Linked DNA regions of Mus musculus: region 1 is linked to region 2. A link is a contact called in ENCODE Hi-C or POLR2A ChIA-PET data. All regions are on one chromosome and are shown on one strand. The core of a region is the stretch at or near the end of the contact, and the rest is flanking DNA. Distances in the headings are between cores, read along the strand shown. Region 1 overlaps Rere (arginine glutamic acid dipeptide (RE) repeats). Region 2 holds the start of Rere (arginine glutamic acid dipeptide (RE) repeats).

Evidence for each region. Hi-C counts contacts between places; a loop is a spot of excess contacts on that map. ChIA-PET counts read pairs that join two places held with the same protein, here RNA polymerase II (POLR2A).
Region 1: a map of Patski shows a loop between it and region 2 (2.2-fold over the local background). The contact joins the enhancer-like site here to the promoter of Rere in region 2. A Hi-C loop is called at or near these places in 2 of 37 maps with a recorded cell type or tissue (Patski and left cerebral cortex). POLR2A ChIA-PET finds 5 or more read pairs at or near these places in 1 of 5 experiments (Patski).

What each region holds. Positions count from the first base shown.
Region 1 is chr4:150,579,549-150,585,634 of GRCm38, forward strand. All of the region lies in intron 12 of Rere (arginine glutamic acid dipeptide (RE) repeats), which reads left to right. Among named protein-coding and RNA genes, the nearest start is that of Slc45a1, 70 kb to the right of the region's middle. Within about 2 kb of position 4,028, at least 1 of the 3 ENCODE cell types and tissues checked has a DNase peak (open chromatin) inside an H3K27ac peak, as active enhancers do.
Region 2 is chr4:150,277,384-150,284,069 of GRCm38, forward strand. It overlaps Rere (arginine glutamic acid dipeptide (RE) repeats), which reads left to right and starts at 4,533. Exons shown (of 23, transcript NM_001085492.1): 1 at 4,533-4,692.

The sequences.
Region 1 (6,086 bases), core at 2,778-5,277, 300 kb after region 2:
GCCCAGATAATCCCAGCACTTTTGAGGGCAAAGCCAGACTGGGAGACAGATGAGACATCCTATCCTTTTTAAGATTTATTTTTTGTGCATTGGTGTTTTGCTTGTGTGTATGTCTGTGTGAGGGTGTCAGATCCCCTGGAACTGGAGTTAAAGACAACTGTGTGCTGCCATCTATGTACTGAGAATTGAACCCAGGCCCTCAGGAAGAGCAGCTAGTGCTCTTAAACCTTGAGCCATCTTTCCACTGTCTCCACCCTCTCCTTTCTTCTAAGGAAAAGAAAACTTAGCTTGCTGATGTTTGAAAAATACATTTTTTTCTGTGTGTGTGCTTGTGTGTGTGTGTTTTGGGTTTTTTGGTTTGGTTTGGTTTGGTTTTTGGGTTCTTTTTCCCTTGGTTTTTTTTTTTTGTTTGTTTGTTTGTTTTTGTTTTGTTTTTGTTTGTTTGTTTGTTTGTTTTTCGAGACAGGGTTTCTCTGTGTAGCCCTGGCTGTCCTGGAACTCACTATGTAGACCAGGCTGGCCTCCAACTCAGAAATCCACCTGCCTCTGCCTCCCAAGTGCTGGGATTAAAGGCATGCGCCACCACCGCCCGGCTGTGTGTGTGTATTTTAAGTATAAAGTATATTTTAAATTTTTGTGGGGCTGGAGGGATGGCTCAGAGGTTAAGAGCACCAACTACTCTTCCAGAGGTCTTGAGTTCAATTCCCAGCAACCACATGGTGGCTCACAACCATCTGTAATGGGATCCAATGCCCTCTTCTGGTGTGTCTGGTGTTCAAACCTGACTAGTTTAGGAGATTTTTTAACTCAGCTCCTTGTACTTGCATGGCAGTTACTTTAACCACTCAGCCATCTCCCCAGCTCTTTTTAAAAAAAATTTTTTTTGTTTTTTGGTTTTTAGTTTTTGGGTTTTGTTTATGGGTGTTTTGGCAGTGCTGAAGATGGATCCCAGGCCCTCGAAATGTACTAGACATGGTCTTAACCACTGAGCAACACTCCTTCCTGGAGTGTTAACAGTTTTCAGTTAAAGTTGCACTTTTCTGGCCTTTTCTTGTTCTGTTTTGTTTGTTTTCTGTTTGGTTGTTTGGTTGGTTTTTTTCCTTTGACTTTGGAAATGTGATTGTTCTGTTTCTGTCTTGAGTCCACCTGAAGTGTGGGATTGTAATTTCTGACGATTGGCCTTTGAGATTTATACACCACAACAGCTGGCAGAGTTTGAAGTTGAAGGGAACTTGGTAAAGTTCAAACAAGGCAAGGAGCTCCCTGTCTTCAGGGAGCTCCTTGCCAAGCCATCTTGAAAAACCCACCTTGTGGACTTGCTAGGACCACAGGCTTCTGGAACCTTCCACGCTGTCTTCACAGCCAGCTTGTCTGTCTCAGCAGTATTGTATTCTTTCATTTTATTTTTATTTTAAATGAAAAATTTAGGTAAATGTCAGTCTTAAGACTTACTCCTCTTATGGATCTCCTCTGTGTATACACATAAGTATTCATGTCTGCTGCAGAGAGCCTGAGGAGCTTCTGGTCAGCAGCGCTGTGCAGTGGGTGGTCAGCAGCGCTGTGCAGTGGGTGGTCAGCAGCGCTGTGCAGTGGGTGGTCACCAGCGCCGTGCAGTGCGTGGTCAGCAGCACCGTGCAGTGCGTGGTCAGCAGCGCTGTGCCGTGCGTGGTCAGCAGCACTGTGCCGTGGGTGGTCAGCAGTGCTGTGCCGTGAGTGGTCAGCAGCGCTGTGCAGTGCGTGGTCAGCAGCGCTGTGCTGTGCGTGGTCAGCAGCGCTGTGCAGTGCGTGGTCAGCAGCGCTGTGCTGTGCGTGGTCAGCAGCGCTGTGCAGTGCGTGGTCAGCAGCGCTGTGCAGTGCGTGGTCAGCAGCGCTGTGCCGTGGGTGGTCAGCAGTGCTGTGCAGTGAGTGGTCAGCAGCGCTGTGCAGTGCGTGGTCAGCAGCGCTGTGCCGTGCGTGGTCAGCAGTGCTGTGCCGTGCGTGGTCAGCTGCTGGCTTTAAGGTTATTAAAAACAGACACTCAGCACCTTCTACATTGTAGAGTGGACAGAGAACCTATAACTTTTTTTTTTAAGACTTGTTTATTTTTTTTTTTTATATTTAAGTACACTGTAGCTGTATTCAGACACACCTGGAAAGGGCGTCAGATGTCATTAAGGATGGTTGTAAGCCATCATGTGGTTGTGGGATTTGAACTCAGGACCTTTGGAAGAGCTGTCAGTGCTCTTAACCGCTGAGCCATCTCTCCAGCCCCCAGAACCTTTAACTTATGTCCCACAGCTTATGACTAGTACCTGGGTTCACTTTATCACAGAGGGCCTTCCTACGTTAGTAGTGTTTGCACAGAGGCTCTGTGTTCTAGATTAGAGGATTGAAAACCATGATTTATTTTTCTCAGTGAGTTTATTGTGCCAATCAAGAATAAAATATTGTCTTTAGCTCTAGAATAAACCAGTAGCGTCTTTCTGCTCGCCTTTCAAATATGTGAGCAAGTGCACGCGCACACTCCTACAAGCTGTGCCCGTGGAGGTGTGTGAAGTTCTAAGCTTCCTGCTGTTGTTGGCTTTCTTCTCTTCATCTGTTAGTGAGTCACCATCACATGCTATTTTATTATCTTGCAAACAGTCTCTGGAATTTTTTATCCTTTGTTTTTGCAGTGTGAGTGGAAAACCACTGAGGTTGCTCTGAACAGCATTCACATGAAGGCTTTCCTCGGGGATACTTTAGTTCTATAGTTTTGGCTTTTGCTGTTACCTCTTTGTTCCCATGCATAAGGTTTGGATTGGGGGGAAGGGTTAAGGATGGTGACTTTTGCATGTTTGAGTATTTGAGAGGCCTAAGAAGGACATAGATCCAGTCGCCTTGGTACGTTGTTGATGGTTCCCAGCAGCAGGGCTTGGTTCTGTTTGGGAAATGTGTCAGTGAGGTGCTTTGAGCAGGTCAGTTCCTGGTCCTAAGTTAACAGGAGGAGTTAACAATCCACCAGAGAGCCGAAGACAGCCAAGCCTCAGGGAGTCCCATAGCTCCTGGCTGCCTCCAGTGCTCATCTTGGTTTTGTACTTGCTGGGACTCACCTAAGAAATGGGAGGGAGAGCCTGGTCTACAGAGTGAGTTCCAGGACAGCCAGGGCTATACAGAGAAATCCTGTCTCGAAAAACCAAAAAAAAAAAAAAAAAAAAAGAAAAGAAAAGAAATGGGAGGGAGGTCCTTGCTTCAAAATAGCAGGATTTCTTTACCCTTGTCTTCACTTGCATGTGGTTCATGAGAAACACAAGAGACTTCTTTCTGATTAGTGGGAAACTATTTTAGGGCAGGATGGCAAGGAGGAGTCCCCTTGTCCTCCCTGACAGCCTGCCCCTGATCAGCAAGGGCTTCTTAACTTGTTTGGGGGGCTCCCCAAACAATGTTCTTCTGGCTTTTTGTTCACCTGCTTTCTTCCATACTTCATTCCAGCACATGTAACCTTTAAACCAAAAATGTATTGCTCATAACAGAGCAAGCCTCTTCTGCTTTTATTTTGAAAAGTCCTCCCTGTTGTTAATGTTGAGGGTATTGGTGCTGAACGCCTGTTCCAAGTAGGCAGCATTTGTGCATCCCAGAGGGGCTTTTGATGCATTTCCTTACCTCTGCCCTCCTTTCTCTGCGGTGCAGAAACCTGTAATGATCTGTGAAGCTTGGAGACTTCAGTGCAGAACAGTAGTGGTTTTAAGGACCCCCTCCCACCTTATAAAAGGCTTGCCAGGTTCCACATGCTGGGTTCTGACTCCCTGAAAAGCTAGCCTCTCACAGGCTTTTGGTTGTATGGCAGGGCATCCTGGGTTGGGGCCTTGATATGGCTTTTTTGAAACATTTTTCCTCCTTTTCTCCCACCCTTTGAAAAATTGTAATAAAAATTCTGGGCTTGTGGCCAGCCTGTGGGATGCGATACAGTAGAAATGTCTCTGGTGCCCTTTGTTACTGCTCGGCTTTGATTAAGTTTGTTTCCAGTAAGTTTAACCCTGCTCCCCTTGCCCCGCCTGCTCCTCATGGCTGAGGAGGCTGATTGAGCCAGGGTTAAGCATGGTGTTGTGCAAGCTGCTGAGGCCTCGTGGACGCCTTGTGCCTGGCAGAGGAAGCAAGGCAAAGCATGTCTTTGCAACGTGATGTTTTCTTCCTTGGCTGCCGTGTGCTTTTGAGTGCGGGAGGCGACGAGCTGTGTGGAAGCTGTGTCGGTCTCCTTTGCTGCTTTTGCTCAGGGGTTCCAGGAGAGAGCATGTTCCATGTACAACATGCTCTCTCTGTTTCTTTTTAAAATTGTGACACACTCTGGCTGTGTGGCCTAGGCTGACCTCTAACTCCATTTTCCTGCTTCTTGAGTGCTAGGGTTATTGGTATAGGCCTCCATGTGAGGCTGTACAGCTGGTCTTGAGATTCTGTTAAGTTTAAAATCATGCTGTCCAACCTCTGCGACTCTGCCTGGTGCAGGGCGGAGGCTCCCAGAGCAGCATTGAGCAAACAGCGGTGCTCCTTTGATCTTCTGTGGCTCTCCATTTCAAAAGAAAAAAGTGGTTGAAGCTTTAGAATTTTTTTTTTAATATTGCTTTGACCTCATATTTATAGCTCTTTTCATCCTAGCAACAGAGAACCCTTCAGACAGCATTTTCCCAGTCCTCCCAACTCACTGGAGGGTGAGAGCCAAGATAGTAGATATGAACACAGGGAACATCAGGCAGGTCTTAAGGTGGCCCTTACATACACCGTGCAGCCTCAGTGCTGGGTGCTTGCTCGGTTTTTAGGCAGTGTTTACTTTTCATAGAAAGAAAGTGAGATTTTACTCCTATAATTCCTGACTTACTGTAGGATTCTTTGGCCAGCACACAGGGATGAAGTCTCATGTAAATCTGTGCAATCCCTTTGTATCCGAATGATCTGGGGACACTGGCCTGTAAGCTAGCAGAGGGCATTATGATAAAAACTTGTTTGATTCATGTTGTAGAGTCTCAGTCTCTTGGGAAAACAGTGGCCCCACTTCCTTCCAGACTAGCCTGTCAGAACTGAGTTGTTTGAAGACAAAATTCTGTAATGACCAGCACTGCTCTGTGGTCCTCAAGTCTATAGAAGATCCAAATCACCAAACAGAAATTGGCCACAGAAGGAGTCTCTGCCAAATACGGTTTCCTCAGGTTCCCCAAGGTGACTGAATCTGCACCTACACTCTGTAGTGCCAGCTGACTGCCCGTGTATGCATTAGTTTCCCGCTCCAGCCAGAGCTTCTTTGGATGGTAGAGATTTTGAGGTGAGGGTTTGGGAGGATTTTGTTGTTTTGTTTTGTTTTTTCCAAGACAGGGTTTCTCTGTACAGTCCTGACTATCCTGGAACTCACTTAGAGGTGTGCCTACCTCTGCCTCCTCCTGAGTACTAGGGTTAAAGACTGTGCATTGGACTTTTGTTTTTAAATTTGTGGTTTTGATGGAGCTTTGGAAGATAGGTGGGGCTAGTTCTTCTCACCACTTCTCCCAAAAACCTATGAATTCTGATTATTGCCTCTTAGTTTTCTAAAGACTGTTTGAATAAGTGGAGTGGAAATGTCAACTTCTCTAGCTGCAATAGTTTCTTGTTTTTCACACATGTACAAACATCTTTGTGGATGTAATAGAATGATTTAAAATGTCTGGCTAAGCCCTATGTAATTCTACTACTATTCAAATTCCTTCTGCTTGCTTGGGGTTATGGACATGTAGAGAAAGGCTTTTCACACAAACTATTCCTGAGAGTGCTTCCCTCCGTATTCATTCCTTCATTTAGTCATTGTGTATGAGCATGCACATGCATGCTCATGCCAATGTGTGCATATGGAAGTCAGAAAAGACCTTTGTATTGCTGGGGGGGCGGGGTGTTAGTTTGCACATGCATGCATGTCTGCCTGCCTGAGTCTATGCACATGGGGTACCTGGACCTGTACCAGCACCTGCACATATAGAAGCCAGCAGAGAGGGTTCAGTGTGCTCTGTCCCTCTTCTGTTCTTTTGAGGCAGGGTCTCTACCTGAATCTGGAGCTCTCATTGTCTCACGTATTCTAGAAGCCAGAAAACCACAGGTAATATTCATGT
Region 2 (6,686 bases), core at 3,283-5,782:
GGCTCAGTAGTTAAGAGCATCAGCTGCTCTCCCAGAGGGTCCAGGTTTGATTTCTGGCACCCACTCAGTGGCTCACTACTCTCTGTAACTCCAGTCTCAGGCAATTTGACAATGTTTTCCAGCCTCTGCAGGCACCAGGCATGCAAGTGGTCCACAGACATATGTGCAGACAAAACATCCGTACATACACAAATAAAACCAAAAAAAAAAAAAAACCATCTTTAAAAATCACTACCTAGGGATGTGCGATGGTCCTTTTTAGCTACACGGGGAGCTCAAAGCCAGCTTGGGCTAAGTGATTCCAATAACAACAACGATAATAACAACAGAGCTGGCATGTATTAAGGTTATAGAACTAACAAAAGTCTTTGATGTTTTTAGATTCAATAACAACAATCCTTCCCATTTTCTAAAGCTTGCTAACAAAAAAAATGAGGAAAAATGTTCTAATTTCACATAAAAAAAAAATCCCTACTAGATGTTTGACCTCTTTAACCTTCTGCAAATTATTTAACTTCCTTAAGTCCTAGTTCTTTGACCTTTAAAGTTAAAGTGATAATAACACACTTCATGGCTGTTGTCAGTACTGAGTGGGCAAAAGAACGTAACAGGCTGCACACGGCACTTGGGGCACAGTGAGCTTTCAATCATGGGTTCATAGTTGTTCTTATTAGAAAGGTTATTTCATTATCAGAGTCTGAGGTTCTAGGCAGGGAGTCTGTGCCATTTGGCTCTGTAGCTGGACCACAGTTCATGCATGGACCTGTTAAATAGACCTAGTTTGCTAATTTTATGTCCCTGTAGCATATTGTGCTTTATAATTATGTGGAATTTGGATACATCTACCTACATGCACATCTGTATTAATAAAAAAGGCCCAATTCCCTGCTCTTAGGAGGTGGAGGCGGGAGGATCATAACTTCAAGGTCTGTCTTCTGTGGGGTGGCTCAGGGAGTAAAATTCACTTGCTGTGCCAGACTGAGTTCAGATGGCGGCCTTAGGTAATTTTTTATTGTTGTGATAGCACATCTTATAGAAGAAAGAGTTTATTAGGCTGTGGCTTCAGAGGTTTAGAGTCCATCATGGTGGAGCAAAGGCAATCGGATAGGAACAGCTGAGAGGGTACACCTTGATCCACAGGTAGGAAGCAGAGATCGAGCACACTGGGAACTGAGAGAGACTTTTGAAACCTCAAAGCTCACCCTCAGTGACACACCTCCTCCAAGAAGACCACACCTCCTATCCTTCCCAAACTTTCAAACTGGGGACCAAGTATTCAAATATATGTGTCTCTGAGGGCCATTCTCATTCAAACCACCACATCCCTACAACCCAGGCAATAGCTGAGTTTGTCCTCTGATTTCCACATTTGTAGTATGTCATGCATGTACACATAAACACATGCATGCATATAAAAGGAGTAAATACTTATTTACTTATTGGATTTTTATTGAGACAGAGTCTCTCTTTAGGTGGCCCTGGCTATTCTGGAACTTATTATGTAGACCAGGGAGGGGCTTGATTTACAGAGATCCACCTGCCTGAGTGCAGCTTAGTTACTGAAAAATTCCTGGAAAATTTAGTCAGGTATAATAAAATTGGGCTGGAGAGATGGCGCGGTAGTTAAGAGCACTGACTGCTCTTCCAGAAGTCCTGAGTTCAATTCCCAGCAACCGCATGGTGGCTCACAACCATCTGTAATGGGATCTTGTGCACTCTTCTGATGTGTGTGTAAAGACAGCTCTGGTGTACTCATATAAGTAAAAAATAAATAATATTAAAAAATCATTAGCTATCTTCCTCATTTCTTTTTTAGCCATCATTAATTTAATTCATATTTTATTTATATATATGTTTGTGTTTCTTTTTTTTTTTTTTTTTTTTTTTTTTTTTAAAGATTTATTTATTTATTTATTGTAAGTACACTGTAGCTGTCCTCAGACACTCCAGAAGAGGGAGTCAGATCTCGTTACGGATGGTTGTGAGCCACCATGTGGTTGCTGGGATTTGAACTCCTGACCTTCGGAAGAACAGTCGGGTGCTCTTACCCACTGAGCCATCTCACCAGCCCCATGTTTGTGTTTCTTAATTTGTGTATGCACATATGTGTGCAGGTAATGCAGAGGCCAGAAGAGTGTGTCAGAGACCCAGCGGCTGACGTTGCTGCACTTGTGAGCTGCCCTGCATGGATGCTGGGAATTGCACTTCAGACCTCTGGGAGAGCAAGCAGCAAACATTATTAGACATCGAGCCAGCTCTTTATTCCCAAGTTCTCATTTTATTTGAAAGGGAAGAGTTTTTTCTTGTTGAAAGGTAGTAAGTGGTAAGGCTTAGTTGTGGGCCTTGGAGACTCAGCAGGTAAAAAGGCTCTTACTGCCAAGCTTAACTGCCTGAACTGCAAACCTGGAGTCCGTGGAGAGTGGACTAGAGAGACCCAAGACCCCCAAAAGCCTTCCTGGGATCACTGTAGCATGCATATACCCCTTATGAAGAAAAAAAATGTTAAATTAAAAAAAGACCCCATTTCCTTTCAGATCTCTTGGGCCGTACAGTTCAATGACATCTGCTAGTTGAAATTATTTTTAAAAGGAACTTTTGGATGTGGGAATTATAATCTGAATAGACACTCCAAAGAGAAAATTATCCCTCTATTTGAAATAGATGGGTGAATTATTTTAAGCCAAGCTCTATCCTTTAATTATTCTATTATATACAGACCTTAACTCCTCTGAGAAGAGTGTATGGTTTAAGGACACCAATAAGCATTTACAGAATATTAACAAACTAACAATAGGCTGATGATTCGCCCTGGACTCATGCCAGAGTCTGTGAAAGAACTCAATAAACATGATATGCATTTCAAAAACTGGTAATTATAATTAAAATTCCAAACCCCACGATCCTATAAATTATATTAAGTAGAATGGGAGCATTGGCTTGCCCTGGCTCAGGCTTATAGTATGTGGTACACATGGTGATAATGTCTTTGAGCATAGTGGGAATATAGTAATATTTTTTAAAGGTGATACTTGGATTTTCCTTTCCTTTTTTGTTGGCATTTTTAAGACAGAGTTTCCAAATGTAGCTCTGACTGGCCTGCAACTCACACTGTAGACCAGGTGGGCCTTAACCTTTAATTAAGATCTTCTTGCCTCTGGCTCTCTAGTGTTAAGATAACAGGTAAGAGCCACCAGGCCTTGGTGAAACTAGTCTACGCCTCCCCTCCCCCAACAGGGCACAGCTACTGCTCTCTTTAAAAGACTCTCCGTCGTAATGGTCTGTTCTTTATTACTATTTTTTTTTAAAGTCATATGTGTGTGTGTGTGTGTGTAGGTTTGTGCACATGGAGGCTAGAGGAGTGTTGGATTTCTCAGAGCTGTAGTTACAGGCAGCTTTAGCAGCCTGATGTGGGTGCTGGTAACCGAAGTGGGGTCTTCTGCAAAGAGCAGTTGAGCCCTGTTCTTTATTACTTAATGAGGCCTTTTATTATTCTCATCAATAAGCAGCACAATTCACCAATTCACATTTTCTTTTCTTTTTTTTTTTTCACTTCAGTTTCGGTCAAACATTATTTTTAAAACATTATGAACTACCCATCAGAACAAATAACTTCGAATCCACTCTGTAGCTCCCCTTGAACCTCAAGGAATAGGAATCTGTCTCTTAAATGAAATAAGCAATTATGGCTCTGGTAATAATAAGAGCAAGGGGACAGTCGCCAAGCCCACCCCTAAGACCGACCCGCTTGAGGTAGACCATCCCGAGGGTCAGTACAGGGCTGGCCGCTGGGAGCTCTGCCTGTGGCCGAGCAGGGCGGACCAAGCACAAAGCCGCGCCTGGGGCGGGGAGCCCATCTCCCAGGTTCCGGCCGCCGCCCGGAGCGTGCACTAAGGGCTCGGCCGCGCCGCCACCAAAGCCTGGCCTCTCCCCTTGCCTTGCCTTCTGCTCATTTTATTAAAAAGGAAGAAAAAAAAAAAAAAAGAGAGAGAGAAGAAAAAAAAGGAGGAAAAAAAGAAAAAAAAAAAAAAAAAAGAAAATGGAAGAGCGAGCTGGAGCAAACATCCCGCCCCCAGGCCCGCCTTCCGCCTCCTATTGGCCCGTCCTCTACTGACGTCACGAAGAGACAGACCAATGGTGATGGTCGATACTGCGAGGTGGGCCGGGCCCGAGCGCGGAGTGGGCGGCGGGTCGGCGCAGCAGCCCCGCGGCTCCGCCACCATCGCGGAGGTGCCGCTGCTCCCACAGACGCTCGCGAGCCGCCCCCCGCGCTCCGCAGCCTCTCGCCCCGCCGGGCCTCGGTCCCCGCCTCCTTCCCCGCGCCTCGTCCCCTCACGCGCTCCCCACCTTGTTTCCGCCTCATTTTCTCTCCTAGTTGAGGGGTAGGAAAAAAAAAAAAAAACCCTACCATCCTCCGGTGGGAGCCACTCGCCCTCTGGGAAAAAAAAATCCACAAAACCAGACATGGTCCTGGGCTCCCACTGCTGAAGGCTTGGCCCACCCGAGGAGGTCGAAGTCCCGGCAGGGAAGCCCCGCAGCCCCCCGGTGTCGCATCCCCGCGGGCCGGCCCCTTCGGCCCCGCGCCCACCGCCCTCGGTCCGCCGCCGGCCCCCGCGGCCTCCCTCCCGGTCCCTGCACTTTCCCCGGAGCCCGGCCGCCACCCCTCTCATTGATGGTGTAGCGCCCGAGGGGAAGGTAAGTGTCCAAGTTGTCAGCGCCGCGCCGCGGGCGCCCCTCCTCGGCCCCTCTTTCTGGGGTCGGAGTGCTCTGGGTGGGCGGTGGGGCTCGGCCGGGAAAGCCGAGGCGGAATGCGAAGGGTGAGAGTGGAGGCGAGCCCTCGGGGAACCATGGGCCGGACGCTGCCTTTGGTCCTGTGCGAGCCAGGTGACTGTACTACGTGCTTCTTGACCCCTGCTCTCTCTTGGCTTCTTAGGCACGCTCTGGAACTAGTCTGAGGTTAAACTGTTACACGCCACTAGCTGAGCAGCTCAACTGTGAGAGGGAAGGACCCGAAGCTGTGCATTTCTTGGATATTTGTGAATGTGGGGGTCTGGGAACGGACTCATTAAAGTCTCATTTCACATTAGGAGGAAGACTCCTCCTTTGTGTCTCTCTTCTCAGGCTCTGTGATTCCAAAATTAGGGAACCAAATACCACTTGGAGCGGCGTAGAATTCTGTCATGATTTTAAGTTCTGCTGTCTGAAGGAGGGTGCCTTCTTTCTTTCTTTATATTTTTTTAGGGTTATGGGAAGAAGGTAGTTTTACATCGAATGGGGTGTGTGTTGTGTTGAGGGAGTATTGCAGGTTTCCTTTGAAACTGTTCGCTTGAGAAGTTGTTGAAATGAAAATAAAATGATTCATTGTTGAATAGTCATTATCCTCTGTCTCTTTTCCAAGGTTTGCTTACTTTTTTTTTTTTTTTTGATTACAGACTTCAAACATTGATTTCAGCAGAATGTGCCCTTGAGAAACTGGGTGCTTTAAATGTTTCAGTATGTGCTGCTATTTTAAGGTGGCTCTGAAAAAGTAGTTTTGTATGAATCTTGAAATAGCCTTCTGCAAAGCAATTCTTAAGACTAAACAAAACAAAACAGATTAACTAGTGAGTGTGAGCTTGGTGGATTACAAAACAGACATTTAGTGCAGCTCAAATGAATAATACATCCTAGGTTAGATTTCAAATAGCTTTTATAATTGCTTTCCATTTAAAGAGAGACCTTTTTGTCTGGTGTACACTGGTTTCTTTAGTCTCAGTCTGATGGGGGAGGGGAGGGAGAGGATTATCTATACAATAATAAAATCATCTTTGGCGAGATATTTCCTTCCATGGATTTGCTTGCTGAGTTAATTCCACTCTAAATTGCAAACCGTTTTTGATTTTGATGGCCTAGTCTGGGTGAAAGCCTGCCTTCCAGTTTTCTCTGTTGTTGAGGTCGAAGGGAAGAGGCAGAGGCAGAAGCAGACACACACAGAGACACAGACACACCACACACACACACACACACACACACACACAACCAGGCAGAGGGCTCATTGTTCTTCCATACAGATATCCATTCTCTCTCTCCCATATTTGGGGCTAGGTTTGCACAGACAAACACGGCTCTTTTGGGGAGGGATGAGAGGAGATGGGGGATGGGAAGGTGCTTTTCTTGTTCAGTTTTCTTTCACCCATTTCACATCTGCCTTTTTTTTTTTTTTTGCAACCTTGCAAGGCAGATGAGTACATGGGACACTAAAGGACACTGTGGAACGCTTTCAGAAGACTCCTGTTTCCCTCCCTGCCTTTGCAGCCCTGCTTTCTGCTGCTTGCTCTTTTCCATCTGTGTAAAGATCAACTCTGTCATGGTGGTCTTGCACTCTCTGCTTTCCATTCCTTGAGACCCCTGGCTCTGTTAGGGGCAGATTTGTTCACTTGATTTTTATTTTGCTGAGTGTGACTGGGGCCTTTATAAGTAGAAATAGGTTGTCTCAGTTAAAATGATAAAGACTATTTGAGGTTAATATGTTGCAGTATTTTGTGTGAGTGTGTGTGAGTGTGTGTGTGTGTGTGTGTGTGTGTAAGAGAGAGAGAGGGAGAGAGAAATTGATTTGATTGATGGTCCTTGATCCTTGACTTATCAATATAGTTTTTCCCCTCAATAGTGTTTTAAGAAAAGATCTGGTTTTCTGGTTGGGGACTGAGGTA